2 separate regions of the Homo sapiens genome follow, and region 2 is linked to region 1. Evidence: chromatin loops called from intact Hi-C (ENCODE). Cell type or tissue: PC-3. All regions are shown on one strand. Links, peaks and the distances in the headings refer to the core of each region. The heading gives the core; the rest is flanking DNA. Region 1 has its middle 39 kb from the start of NEBL-AS1. Region 2 has its middle 18 kb from the start of NEBL-AS1.

What was found. A loop is a pair of places that touch in the nucleus more often than their neighbours do. Peaks named below come from ENCODE experiments on the same cell type or tissue, not always from the same donor. Only the 100,000 strongest peaks of a DNase experiment are listed, where the experiment ranks them.
Region 2: a loop joins it to region 1, with 8 times the contacts of the local background. A loop is called at or near these places in 1 of 110 quality-filtered maps.

The regions. Positions count from the first base shown.
Region 1 is chr10:21,131,904-21,138,502 of GRCh38, forward strand. It overlaps a transcript of NEBL not described here. Among named protein-coding and RNA genes, the nearest start is that of NEBL-AS1, 39 kb to the right of the region's middle. In PC-3, for the core only: no CTCF peak of the experiment used is centred there; a DNase peak (open chromatin) is centred at 3,158; H3K4me3 peaks cover 1,499 bases; H3K27ac peaks cover 2,611 bases.
Region 2 is chr10:21,189,011-21,195,609 of GRCh38, forward strand. It overlaps a transcript of NEBL not described here. Among named protein-coding and RNA genes, the nearest start is that of NEBL-AS1, 18 kb to the left of the region's middle. In PC-3, for the core only: no CTCF peak of the experiment used is centred there; a DNase peak (open chromatin) is centred at 2,721; H3K4me3 peaks cover 477 bases; H3K27ac peaks cover 2,055 bases.

The sequences.
Region 1 (6,599 bases), core at 1,147-6,146:
CTTTGCTTCCTACTTTCTGCAAAAAGGCAGATACAGCTTTCTTTTTTATTTTTGTATATGTATGCATATATTTACATTGACATGTAATCATAATACCATAAAATTTATCTTTTTAAAATGTATAATTCAGTTTTAGTATATTCTCAAAGTTATGCAATAATAACCATTATATAAATCTAGAGCATTTTCATCACCCCAAAAAGAAACTCAGTACTCATTAGCAATCACTCCCCATTATCCCTATTCTCCAAGAACCTCTGGTAACTGCTAACCTACTTTCTGTTTCTATGGATTTGCCTGTCCTGCACATTTCATATAAATGGAATCATATCATATGTGGCCTTTAGTGTCTGATTTATCTAGCTTAATGTTTTCAGGATTCATCATGTTATATTAACAGCATGATCAGTGCTTCACTCCTTTTAAGGGGTGAATGGTGTTCCATTGTATAGATGTGCCATACTTTGTTTATCTACTCGTCAATTAGTGGACATTTGGGTTGTTTCCACTTTTTAGCTGTTATGCATAATGCTTCTGTGAACATTCATGTACAAGGTTTTGTATGGATGTATGTTTTCAATTCCCTTGGATATATACCAAGAAGTAGAATTACTGGATCATATGGTAATTCTTTGTTTAAATTTTGAGGAAATGCTAGGCTATTTTCTAAAGTAGCTGCACCATTTTACACTCCCACCTGCGATGTGTGAGAGTTCCATTTTGTCCACATTCTCACCAACATTTGTTATTGTCCACCTTTTTCACTATGTCCATTCTAGGAGTTATGAAGTGTCTCATTGTGGTTTTGATTTGTATTTCCCTAAAGAGTGATGATACCAGGCCTTCTTTCATGTGTTTATTGACCGTGAATCTTCTTGGGAGAAATGTCTATTCAAATCTGTTGCCTATTTTTAATTGGGTTACTTGTCTTTTAATAACTGAGTTGTAACCATTCTTTATAGATTCTGGGTACTAGTTCTTTATCAGAAGAATGATCTGCAAATATTTTCTTACATTCTACGGGTAGTCTTTACACTTTCTTGAGAGTGTCCTTGAAGGACAGGTGTTTTTAAATGTTGATGAAGTCTAATTTGTATTTCCTTTTATTGCATGTGTTTTTTGGCATTATATATAAAACCACTGCCTAATCCAAAGTCACAAAGATTTACTCTGTTTTCCTCTTAGAGTGTTTTAGCTTTCACATTTAAGTCTTTAGCCCATTTTGAGTTAATTTTGTATGTGTGTGAGGTGGGAGTCCAATTTTACTCTTTTACCAGCTTTCTTTTTGTGACACTTTCAATTTGATTCTTGAAGCTGCAGCCCTCACACCATTTACCTCAGTAGAAGTCCTGGCTTCAAGGTAAGAAAAGGAGATGATGTTTTTAACCTAATGAAATTACTAGTTAAATCACGAAAGGGAAAATGTACTGTGTCTTGGGAGGCCAGGCTTAGCGGAGGGGGCTCCTTACTGTGGGTGAAATGTGACCTGTTACAATTTCTCTATGATTCCCCAATCAGTGTGGGGCAGTCCATAAGGGGTTGATGAAGAGCAAGTCCCAAAGCCAGATTCCATCTTAATTCTACAGGCTGTGTGCCTTTGAGTCAAGTTATTCTCTTTTCTGTGTATCAGATCCTCCCCATCTTAAACTAAGAAGAGAAAACATAGGGAATCTTCATAGAGTTGGAAGGATTATGTGAATGAATATAAGGCAAAGCACTCAGAACAGCATATGGCACGTTGTGAACACCCAGTACATATTAGCTGTTATTATCAGGAAAGATCCCATCATATCAATCCTAAGGGAATAGTTTCCAAGGAAACCTATGTCTCAAAATAATAGCCGTGTAGGGTTTGGTTGGGTGATGTGGCTGTCATGATGACATCTCTGATTCTACCAGGTGGCTGCCTCAAATCCGAGAACCTTAAGGAGCTTAGGAACCACTTGATGCTGATGGTCATCTTTGTCCTGTGTATAAGTCAATCTCTGTTTTGTTTTCCACAGACCTACACATTTACCAAAGGCAAATTCTTAAAAGGGCCGGGCACAGTGGCTTACTTACGCCTGTAATCCCAGCACTTTGGGAGGCTGAGGTAGGCGGATCACTGGATGTCAGGAGTTCGAGGTCAGCCTGCCTACATGGTGAAATTTGGTCTCTACTAAAAATATAAAAATTAGCCAAGCATGGTGTCACGTGCCTGTAGTCCCAGCTACTCAGGAGGCTGAGGCAGGAGAATCACTTGAACCCAAGAGGCAGAGGTTGCAGTGAGCCAAGCTTGTGCCATTGCACTCCAGCCTGGGCAACAGAGTGAGACTCCATCTCAAGAAAAAAAAAAAAAATCTAAGTAGGTGCCAAATTTTCCATCCCACTGGAAAATAAGACTACAGTTGAATTAAGTCATGTCCTACTCTCCTAGACTCAAAGCTGCTTTATAAAGACAATGTATTCTTATTTTCTACAGTATTTTTGTTTCCAGATCATTTAGCAACAGTGTTAAAAACCTTTTGTAATGCTAAAGACAGAGGGCAGGATTAATTCTCTTAGTCTCATTTGTTTCCAGAATTTTCTGCATATGTTTCCTAAATTTTAGAAGACACTATTCAATCATGTAAACCCACATTATAAGCAACTTTAAGTCTTCTTCCAAGGACTACCTTTTACACGGTCGATCCCTAATTTTCCGGATTTGGACAAGTTTCCATTCAAAAGTGATGTCCATCCAGTTAGAAAGCTTCTAGAACATTTTCCTTCCTACTCTCACAACTATTCCATCAATTAGTGTATGTTTAGCAATTGCAAATTACTTTTAATATTAGCAGATGCGCAATATAATTAGATGGGGAAACCTTCTGGGATCAAATCACGTCTTGGGTGATTACTGAGTTCTGACAAACATCAGTATTCATTCATCTGTAAGAACATTGTTCTCTTCCCCTGGAAGGTACGCTACTCTGCAATGCTGCCGTGCTTAAAACAGTTTTCAGAATTTCTCTTATGAATTCCTCTCAAAATCCGTTTGTGGTCTATGTACACACATCACACACACTTAATATTTTATGCCTTTTTAAAAAACCAGACATGGGATTATTCAGCTCGATTATTCACCCGCTCCACCCTCCATCGAGGGCAACGTTTGTCCAGGTTCCAGTACACTCTTTCATTTCCTCTGGACACCTCTTGTGAGTCATTTTAGTTCAAACAGAGCTTTGTGTGTAACAGGCCCTATTTCATCCCAGAGCTCAAGCTGAGAGGAAAACAGCCTGAACTCCACCTTGGGGACATTCCTCATTCAAGAAAACACATTTTCCTCTTCCAAACTGAATACAGTAAGAATATAGTACAATCTCTCTAGGCTAATAGTAAAGCCACTGGGTGGGGCGAGGCCACAGGGCCAATGCTGACAGGACAGCCCGTCCTCCCTTAACTCCTTTGTGTGGTACTTCCCCATCCGTATCCTCCAAAGGGCTGTTTGAAGATCTAATTTCTCTAGTCTCAGTGAACTTACATGCTAGTTACAGCCTCAGTGGAGATAAAAAAAAAAAAAATCTGGCAATGATGCTTGACATCATAATATTTGACAAAAAGGAAGCACTGAGGAGTTACTTCTCAGGCCAGGTGACGCTGCCAACAATCAGCCTCCTGCAACTCCAGGAAACAAGCCAAAGAAACTAAACTGAAAAGCGCTTTTCTGCTAAAGAAAAAAGAAACAGCTCCTATGGGTGCACCAAATCTACTCAGTGAGTGATTCCCCCGGCCTGGGACATCATGGCACAGCCTTTATGTAGCTGAGTAGAATTGGTGAGGGGTCTACACCACATGGGCTTCTGTACAGGGAGGGGACTCACCATCCCAGTGGGTCTGGGACTGTCCCAGCCTCAGTGCTGAAGGTCCTATTTTCAGTGGTCACCCTACTTTTCTTGGCTCTCCGTGCAGCTGGAAATCCAGCTCTTCCTCCTCAAACCCGGCCAGGATGAGAGATGGAGCCAGAAATTAATTAGCTAAGAGGCAAGGAAGAAAAAGGCAGCCTATCCCTGAGGCAGAACTTTCTGGAACTTGAAAAGCTTTGCCTGGATTGATTAAGCACATTTCTCAAAGAGAGGAAGCCCTTCTTCAATTCAAACACCTTCAGCTGTTCAACCAGGGAGTCCCCAACCTCACAGAAGCCACAGGATCACATTCTGGGTTGGGTATAGACTTGCCTACCAGCCCAGTGGAAGATACTCTAACCCAAACTTTCCACAAGTTTGGTCCTCAAGGCATCTGCATTAAGATCACCTAGTGAGACTGATACAATCCAAGTTCCTCAGTCCACTCCACACTTGCTGGATCCAATTCTCTAGTAATATATTTCCAAAATCTCCATTTTTAAGAAAGCCCCAAATACAACTGGCGACTGTTGAAATCCAAGGACTGCTCTCCTTCCTACTTTTTTGTTGTTGTTTAAAGACAGGGTCTCACTCTCTTGCCCAGCCTGGAGTGCAGTGGCACCATCACAGCTCGCTGCAGTTTCAAACTTCTGGGTCCAAGCGATCCTCTCACCTCAGCCTCCCAAAGGGCTGAGATAACAGGCATGGGCCACCATGCCCAGCCCTTTTTACTTCTTATTTCAAACCCTCACCCTCATCACCCACCAACAAGAATCCTCAGAGTCAGCAAAAGCAGGAGAGAGGTGAACTTGTCTTTGGAGCTTCCCCACCTCTCCTTCTGTATCCCTGTCCTATTTCAGCCTTCCAAGTTCCCTTTTGCCTTCCTCTATGCTTTCTACCCTACGGCTGGACAAAGCTCGCCAAAGCCTACCCTACTCTAAAGGGTCTCCATGTTCCAAAACCACCTCCACTTTCTCCTTCCCAAACCAGCAAATATTTTATTCACACAGTACATTGCAGTTTGCTGTTAGGAAAGCAATCTGGGTAAATTAATTCCTATCTAGAGCAAAATGACTGACATAACTTCTTACTCGTCTCTGGATGGAGGAGTTGCTTATTGCCCCCAATGAGTCATGGATTGGTAGAATTAATGGACATCTAGAGACAATATTTTTGGAGTTGATAGGTTCTTCTTTAAATCAGTGCTTTCTGGTGACTTCCCTGACTGGCATAGCATTTTCTTAATTTGGCAAGGAAAAATCCCACTAAGTTAGTTGTTAGAAAATTCCTTATGCCATTTGTCTACAGGGAAGTGATTAAAGCATGGTCGTTGGTCTTAGGTAGATATGGGTCTTAGTCCTGACTCTATCACTTACTGGCCATGTGACTCTGGACAATGAATTTAACCTTTTACTTGTAAAAGTGGAGATAATTAGAATATTTGTCTCAAAGGGTTGTTAAAATCCAAAGAAATATATTTTTTCAAAGTATCTGGCATCTGGTACTTAATAGTAATTGGCATTATAAGAGTCTGTATATAACAAATATCCATCCAAACAACTGCGGTATTCAGTTAGCCACAGCTATTCTTGCATGCTTAGTCTTCATTGTTAACTGTTCGTATAGCCTTGGTGTTCATTTATAACTCTGAAAAACTGAGAAAACATCAGTCAGGACCAATCTGGTTTTGCCCTGGGCAAGTAGACATCTGTAGAATTATTCCAGTTTGCTCCTGCTCCGTGTCTAAGAACACTACGGCTACTGCTGCCCCATTAGGTTTTCAGTCTTTGAAATCCACTCAAGGTCTTGGTCACTGAGGTTACTACCTCCTTGGCCACTTCTGATAGGTGGCACAACCTAAGCTAAGTGAAACTGGAAGTGAGCCAGGCATGGTGGCTCATGACTGTAATCCCAGCACTTTGGGAGGCTGAAGCAGAAGGATTGCTTCAGGCCAGCAGTTTGAAACCAGCCTGGGCAACATAGTGAGACCCCTCTGCCATCTCTACAAAAAAAATAAAACTAAACCAGCTGAGCATTATGGTATGTGCTTGTGATCTCAGCTTCTCGGGAGGCAGAGGTAGAAGTATCACTTAAGCCTGGGAGACTGGGATCACACCACTGCACTCCAGCCTGGGTGACAGAGCAAGACCCTGAAAAAAAAAAAAAGGAAAGGGAAGGGAAGGGAAGGGAAGGGAATGGAAAGGAAGAAAGGAAGGAACTGGAAGTGGATGGAGAGGAGCCCAGCATGCTGCGAATGGTGGGTATCGAGATTTCCAATGGTCAGTGGTCAACTCCTCCTTGCCAAGTCCTCCACCTAGAGGGTAATGATATCTATAACCCTAAAGAACAAGGTAGGAGGGAGCATGAATCTGGCTTCCGAAAACAGTAGAAACCAAAACAGTCTTATATTATTGGGACAACGGACAGCACTGTCCCAACTCACCGTAAACACTGCAAAATGTGTGCATGTTCCACTGGAAATTTCCAAGATCAAGGAGAAACAGATGCATCCAAGGAATGGCCTCTGAGGTGGAGCGGAATGATGGCTTATGGATTCCCACCAAGCTCAACACAAAGAAGCCCAGAAGGTACAACTGAGGGGCTCTCCCAGGAGACAGAGGGAAGAAATCTTTATAATAAATGGACTGTCCACTTTGCCTCTACCATGATTACAAGCTAGAAGAAATATATAATGAATAGAGGCAATGCACAGCTATTAGAGAAACAAAAAGA
Region 2 (6,599 bases), core at 654-5,653, 57 kb after region 1:
AAATATTGGAAATATACATACTGTAAAATAACTATAGTAGATTGAATGGTGGCCCCCAAAAAGTATGTCAATGTCCTAATCCCCAACATTTATGGAATGGTACCTTATTCATAAAAAGGGTCTCTGCAGATTTAATTAAGTATCTTGGGGTAAGGAGATCACCCTGTATTATCTGGGTGGGCCCTAAATCAAATGGCAAGGGTCCTCATAAGAGAAAGGCAAAAGGAGATTTAAGACAGGCAGAAGAGGAGGAGACACAGAGGAGGAGGCAATGTGACCACACAGGTAGAGACTGGAGTGATGCAACCACAAGCCAAGGAATGCTGACAGCCACCAGAAGCTGGAAAAAGCAAAGAATGGGTTCTCCCCCAGAGTATCCAGACACCTTGATTTCAGACTTTTCCCCTCCAGAACCATGGAAGACCAGCTTTCTGTTGTTGCTTTTTTTTGGTTTTGGTTTTTTTATTTTTTTGAGATGGAGTCTCACTCTGTCTCCCAGGCTGGAGTGCAGGGGCACGATCTCTGCTCACTGCAAACTCTGCCTCCCGGGTTCCCGCCAGTCTCCTGCCTCAGCCTCCCGAGTAGCTGGGACTACAGGCGCCCGCCACCGCGCCCAGCTAATTTTTTTGTATTTTTCAGTAGAGACGGGGGTCTCACTGTGTTAGCCAGGATGGTCTTGATCTCCTGACCTCGTGATCTGCCCACCTCGGCCCCCCAAAGTGCTGGAATTACAGGCATGAGCCACCGCGCCTGGCCCAGCCTTCTGTTGTTTTAAGCAACCACATTTACGGTAATCTGTTAAGGGAGGTCTGAGAAACTAATCCAACAATTTGGAAAGGTTTTCTAAAGTGTCCATTTTTCTCATTCTGCTCCCCTGCTCAGAATCCTTCTGGGCATCACAGCATCTCATCTCTGACTGATGCAAAATAACAGCTTCAATTCAATGACTCTGTTGAAATGTTTCAGAATTTCAGACATCATCCCAGAATTGAGGTGTTTTGGATTAAAGTGGCCTTTTTGCTTCAGGGCAAGAAGGAATCGGTCTCCCCTAATAAATTATAAATTCTTCAAGTGCTAGGATATCATGGATAATTCATCTTGCTACCCGAGCACAAAACTTGACATATTATAGGCACTCAATATGTGGTTATTAATTGACTGAAAAGACAACACAAGATCCTGGATTAGGCCAGGCCTAGTGGCTTACGTCTGTAATCCCAATGCTTTGAGAAGCCAAGGTGGGAGGATCACTTCAGGACAGGAGTTTGAGACCAGCCTGGGCAATATAACAAGACCCTGTGCCTACAAAAAAAAAAAATGTTTAATTATCCAGGCATGGTGGTGCATGCCTTAGTCCCAGCTACTCAGGAGACTGAAGCAGGAGAATTGCTTGAGCCTGGGAGGTAGAGGCTACATTGAGCTATGATTGAACCACTGCACTCCAGCCTGTGCGACAGAGCGAGACTCTGTCTCTAATTAAAAAACAACCAAAAAACCATCCTGGATCTGGTACATCTCTGAGTAGTTAATAAGAACTTGGAAGGCAGAATCGTCCAAGGATAATTTAAAGTAGATGCTCTACTTGTTGATTATTAGAAGTGAATTATACAATGCAATTAATCTCTTAATGCAACTTGGGTGTTATAATCTGCTTATACCAAACATTTAAAGGATCATTAAGAATAGATTTATTAAGAATACAAGATCTAGAGATCCAAACTCTTCCTGATATTGAAATGTCCTTGTAGAACACAGAAAAATGATTATTATGCTTGTAGAATAAAACAAAATGCTAATTTAACCAGCAAGTACATAAAGCTATGTAATAGATTTGTCCTTTTTATTAACCAACTGTATTTTATTGTTTGAGGTAAGTAATATCTGAGGGCTTCCAAATTACCTTCTTATAATTCATCTTCCTCCTCTCTCTGAGGACCAAGAATAGAACATTTCCAGAAAGGAACTAGGCATTGCTTTCTGTTCATTTGTTCCTTTAGAAGTGTTCCCCCATTTATAATTAATAATGCCTGAAGTATTTTTTATTGATGGAGGAACCTTAAACTACTTAGAATAAAGGGATACAGTTTCATATACAATATGTTCTGTGTTGGGCTTAGGAGCATCCACAGGTGTTCTTACTCAATTTGCCAATTTCCCACCTGGGATCTCACCCCCAAGTACTCTTAAATCTGATATAGTTTTAATGAACACTCCTAGGAGCTTATGATATGCCAGCAGTAATCTAAGCACTCCACATGCATTGACTATGCCTCACAATAACCCTACTAGTATTATGATAACCCCATTTTATAGATGAGGAAAATGAGGCACACAGTGTATAAGTAACTTGCCCAAGATCACATAACTAGTAAGGCAAGAATCTGGATTTTCATCCAGACCATCTGGCTTTGGAGTTGAATTCTCACCCACCGTTCGATATTAGGATGAGCTGAGCCTTCTTTATAGTACATGGATACCAGGTTAGGAAGTCAGAGTCAAAATTTTTCCTATCAATGGAAGTTCTTATCTTTGGAATGTCCTATCGTATTGCCAGGACAACACCTGAGTTTGTTGTTACTTTGCTAGGCCTATTCAGAAGGAAAGAGTGAAACCAGCATTTGCTACTGGCTTCTGTGATTCCATTATGTAATTATTTGACCACACGCCCAAAGGCTTTAACAATAGGTACATTATAACAATATTGTTGCTTTTAGCTGAAGGCATTCTATATGGTGAGTCACTCTTATCAAAAACCAAATCTCATCAATTTCAGAATCATTTTCCCAGCCCCTCCCTTTGTAAATATGACATGCTTTCCCACAAAGCATTTGATGATCAAAAGCTTCCCCAACTTCTAAAACTAGAAATGATGCAGGAGACCTAGAGACAGTGGGAGGCATGAAAGAATGACAGTCAAATATCTGTAAAACAAAGTTTTTAGAATATCTCTTTTACAGGCTTAGCAGGAGTATTAAAGGGTTATTGATTGCTCTTCTCAAAGGGGTCCCAAGGTTTTTGTTTCTTTAATGACCTACTCAGTAGAGGGTATCTTATGGGTAATCCATCATTCCCAGGTTCTCAAAAAATCTGCTTCTTAGTAGATAAACTCTTCTAGGCAATGCAATTTCTAGACACTTCATTCATTCATTCACTCATTCCCTCTCCTAATTTGATAGACTTTTTTTTTCTTTTTTTTTTTGAGATGGAGTCTCTCTCTGTCACCCAGGCTGGGGTGCAGTGGCACGATCTCGGCTTACTGCAAGTTCTGCCTCCTGGGTTCACACCATTCTCCTGCCTCAGCCTCCTGAGTAGCTGGGACTACAGGCACCCACCACCACGCCTGGCTAATTTTTTTATAATTTTAGTAGAGATGGGGTTTCACCTTGTTAGCCAGGATGGTCTCAATCTCCTGACCTCATGATCTGCCTGCCTTGGCCTCCCAAAATGCTGGGATTACAGGTGTGAGCCACCGCGCCCGGCCAATAGACATTTTTTTTTAAATGCCAGTCATTGTGATAAACATCAGGAATAAAATAAGAGGGTACAATTTCTGGCCAGGCGTTGTGGCTCACACCTGTAATCCCAGCAATTTGGGAGGCCAAGGCGGGTGGATCACTTGAGTTCAGGAGTTCGAGACCAGCCTGGCCAATATGGTGAAACCCCATCTCTACTAAAAATACAAAAATTAGCTGGGCATGGTGGTGCGTGCCTGTAATCCCAGCTACGAGGGGGGCTGAGGCAGGAGAATTGCTTGAACCCAGGAGGCAGAGGTCACAGTAAGCCAAGATCATGCCTTGCACTCCAGCCTGGGTGACAGGCCTCAAAAAAAAAAAAAAGAGGACACAATTTCTGACTTCAAGATGCTCACAGTCTAAAAACAATGAAACATAAAAAAATATACAAACACCTTGAATACCAATGACGTGATGAGAGTCCCTAGAAAGACTGACTCCGAAGGCACACTTTATTCCAGAGGTGGAAAATCTCCAGGACTGACTCGATGTTGAATGTTCAGCGATAAGAAGTTTGCTGGGCAGTCAGGAGGGAACAGAGCACTGCAGACAGAGGGAAGAGCGTGTTCAAATGCACTGAACAAGCTCCCAATGCTCCCAGGATGTAGCAACCCAATCACAGGGATGGGGTGGAGTGGAAGGCTGACAGGGAGGAAGAATGGGAGAGAGAAGGTAGAAATATGGGGGAAGACGTGGGTGAGCACCTGGAGACCTGGAAGCTACAGCAGCCAAGAGATTCAAGGAAGCCAGAGATCTGAGCTCACACAGCTAGTAGCTGGAACTGGACAGAAAGTTGATTATTGGTGGCTGCAAAGAAATTTGAGAGCCAGAGCCAAAAGCCTGAAATGGTCGGAAACCAGCAGGGGTGCAGGAGTGATGAGTTGGGGAAGCTTCAAAACCCATCCCCACTGAAATCACCATTATCTATCCCTTCATCACCCACGCTTGGATGATACAATCCAAGTTTTAAGGGCTACACTAGCTGTACAAACACTATTTCAAGCCAAGTCCTACAGAGCTCCTTCCAACCAGATTGCTTGTCCAAAGCCCTCCTCTATAGAAATTCTAGAGCAACCACTGAGCAACAGAAGGACAAAGGGAGAAAAAGGTATGAATTCCACAACCTCATTTTGAGTAATAATTGATAATAATTATAGCTGATATTGATTGAGGGCTTACTCAAGCACAGTACCATATATTTTCCTTGCATTGTGCCCTTGATTCTTTATACAGTCTTGTAAGGAAGCCCGTAATGGACTGTCACTTACAGTGTAGCCATGTTTATTTGTTGTTGTGGAGATTTCTTCAGCACAAGAATTATCTGCTGTTGAAATCCAGCATCTTTTCACATGCATATTATTTTTAAATGTTGCAAATTCAAAGATAAAATACTATCATGATATTTCTCCCATTGAAGAATGTAGCTTCCCAAAACTAAAATGTATTTTTAAAATTTATTTATTATTTTTTGAGACAAGGTCTTGCTCTGTTGCCCAAGCTAGAGTACAGTACCGTGATCATAGCTTACTGCAGTCTCGAACTCCTGGGCTCAAGTGATCCTCCCTCCTCAGACTCCTGAGTAGCTGAGACTATAGGCATGCACCACCATGCCTGGCTAATTTTTTTTTTAATAGAGATGGGATTTCAATATTTTACCAAGGCTGGTCTCGAACTTCTGGCCCCAAGTGATACTTCCCCCTCAGCTTCCCAAAGTACTGGGATTATAAGTGTGAGCCACTGCCCCCAGCCTTAAGTGTATTTTAAAATATTTAGATTCTACAAAGTTACAATAAATACTGTCAAGTCTAGCAACTCTTTTTTTAATAGAAAAAAAGTTATTGAAGTAAGCATTGATACCAAAAGCAAGCCACGTAACTGTTTAACAACAAATCATTAAATCATAGAGACTTTGACTATCTAACTGTTCATTTGGAACTAATTACTAATTTTTATGACCTCAAGTTCAATAACTGATCACCTTTAAAGAATTATTTTGTAATCTTTGTTATTATGAGAAATACAGTGTACTCACTTAAATGTTGTTTACTTAAGGGAAGGGCACCTTTTTCTAAGTCTCACAAAGCCACTATATGGGCCAGCAGCTGTCCTGGGAGTGGAGCCAAGAATAGAGAAAGGGAAGTCCTATACCCGTACTTTGAGGCCACACAGAGCCTCTCCCCAGATCTGTCCTGCACAATCCAATTACATCAGCCAACAAATTCCTTTCAGTTTTGCATAAGCTACTTTGGTTCAAGTTTTCAATCATTTGCTACCCCTCGCCCCGCCGCCCTGACCCCCACCCCCTGCCGCAAAAAAATACTAATACACAGAGCTATGTAGTCAGATGTAATCTGACATGACTCACTTCAGGGAAATCAGAAAGGAAGCTAATGATGTAGATCAAGGGAAAAATGGGTACTGTTTGTATAAGGCACCTGTAGTGGGGACAGATTCAAGAGGTGATCAAAGCCAGACTGGATAGAGAGAACTTGAACACGAATGGGACACAGGAGAGAAGTGCACGGGAGTCATTGAAACGACTCCCACTTCTAAGTACATTTTAGAATTTCACAAATTATTAACTAATAAAATTAGATAATTTCCTAGCCCTGTCAACCCTCCTTTCTCCTATCTAGATGACTGTCAAATCAATCCAAGCAGTCACCCTAGAAATGTCAGTAGATACAGTCATCCTTATGAAAGGAAGATCTTCAAATTTTTGGAGAGACATCACTCAACAAGACTAAACCACAAGGAAGAAACAGCAAATGATAATAAAGGAGGAAATACACCTAGCTCAACTTGAGTGACAGCCATAAAATTAACCCTACTTAGGGTGTTTTCTAAAAACATAAATCTTCAAGTTGTCAGGGTGATGTTCAGCCTAAACATCACAACATATCCAGATGTACAGTATATTCTAGTAATTAAATTGACTATCTGTCACCAGGAAGGACTTTTATTCCCACTGAATATATTCCATCCATGAACCTGCCAGACCGGCTCAAAACATGAGACAGGTGCTTTCAATGACTGGCTAAATACTGGATGTCAGCCATTTAGTTGCATAACTGTCATTCCAAGAGT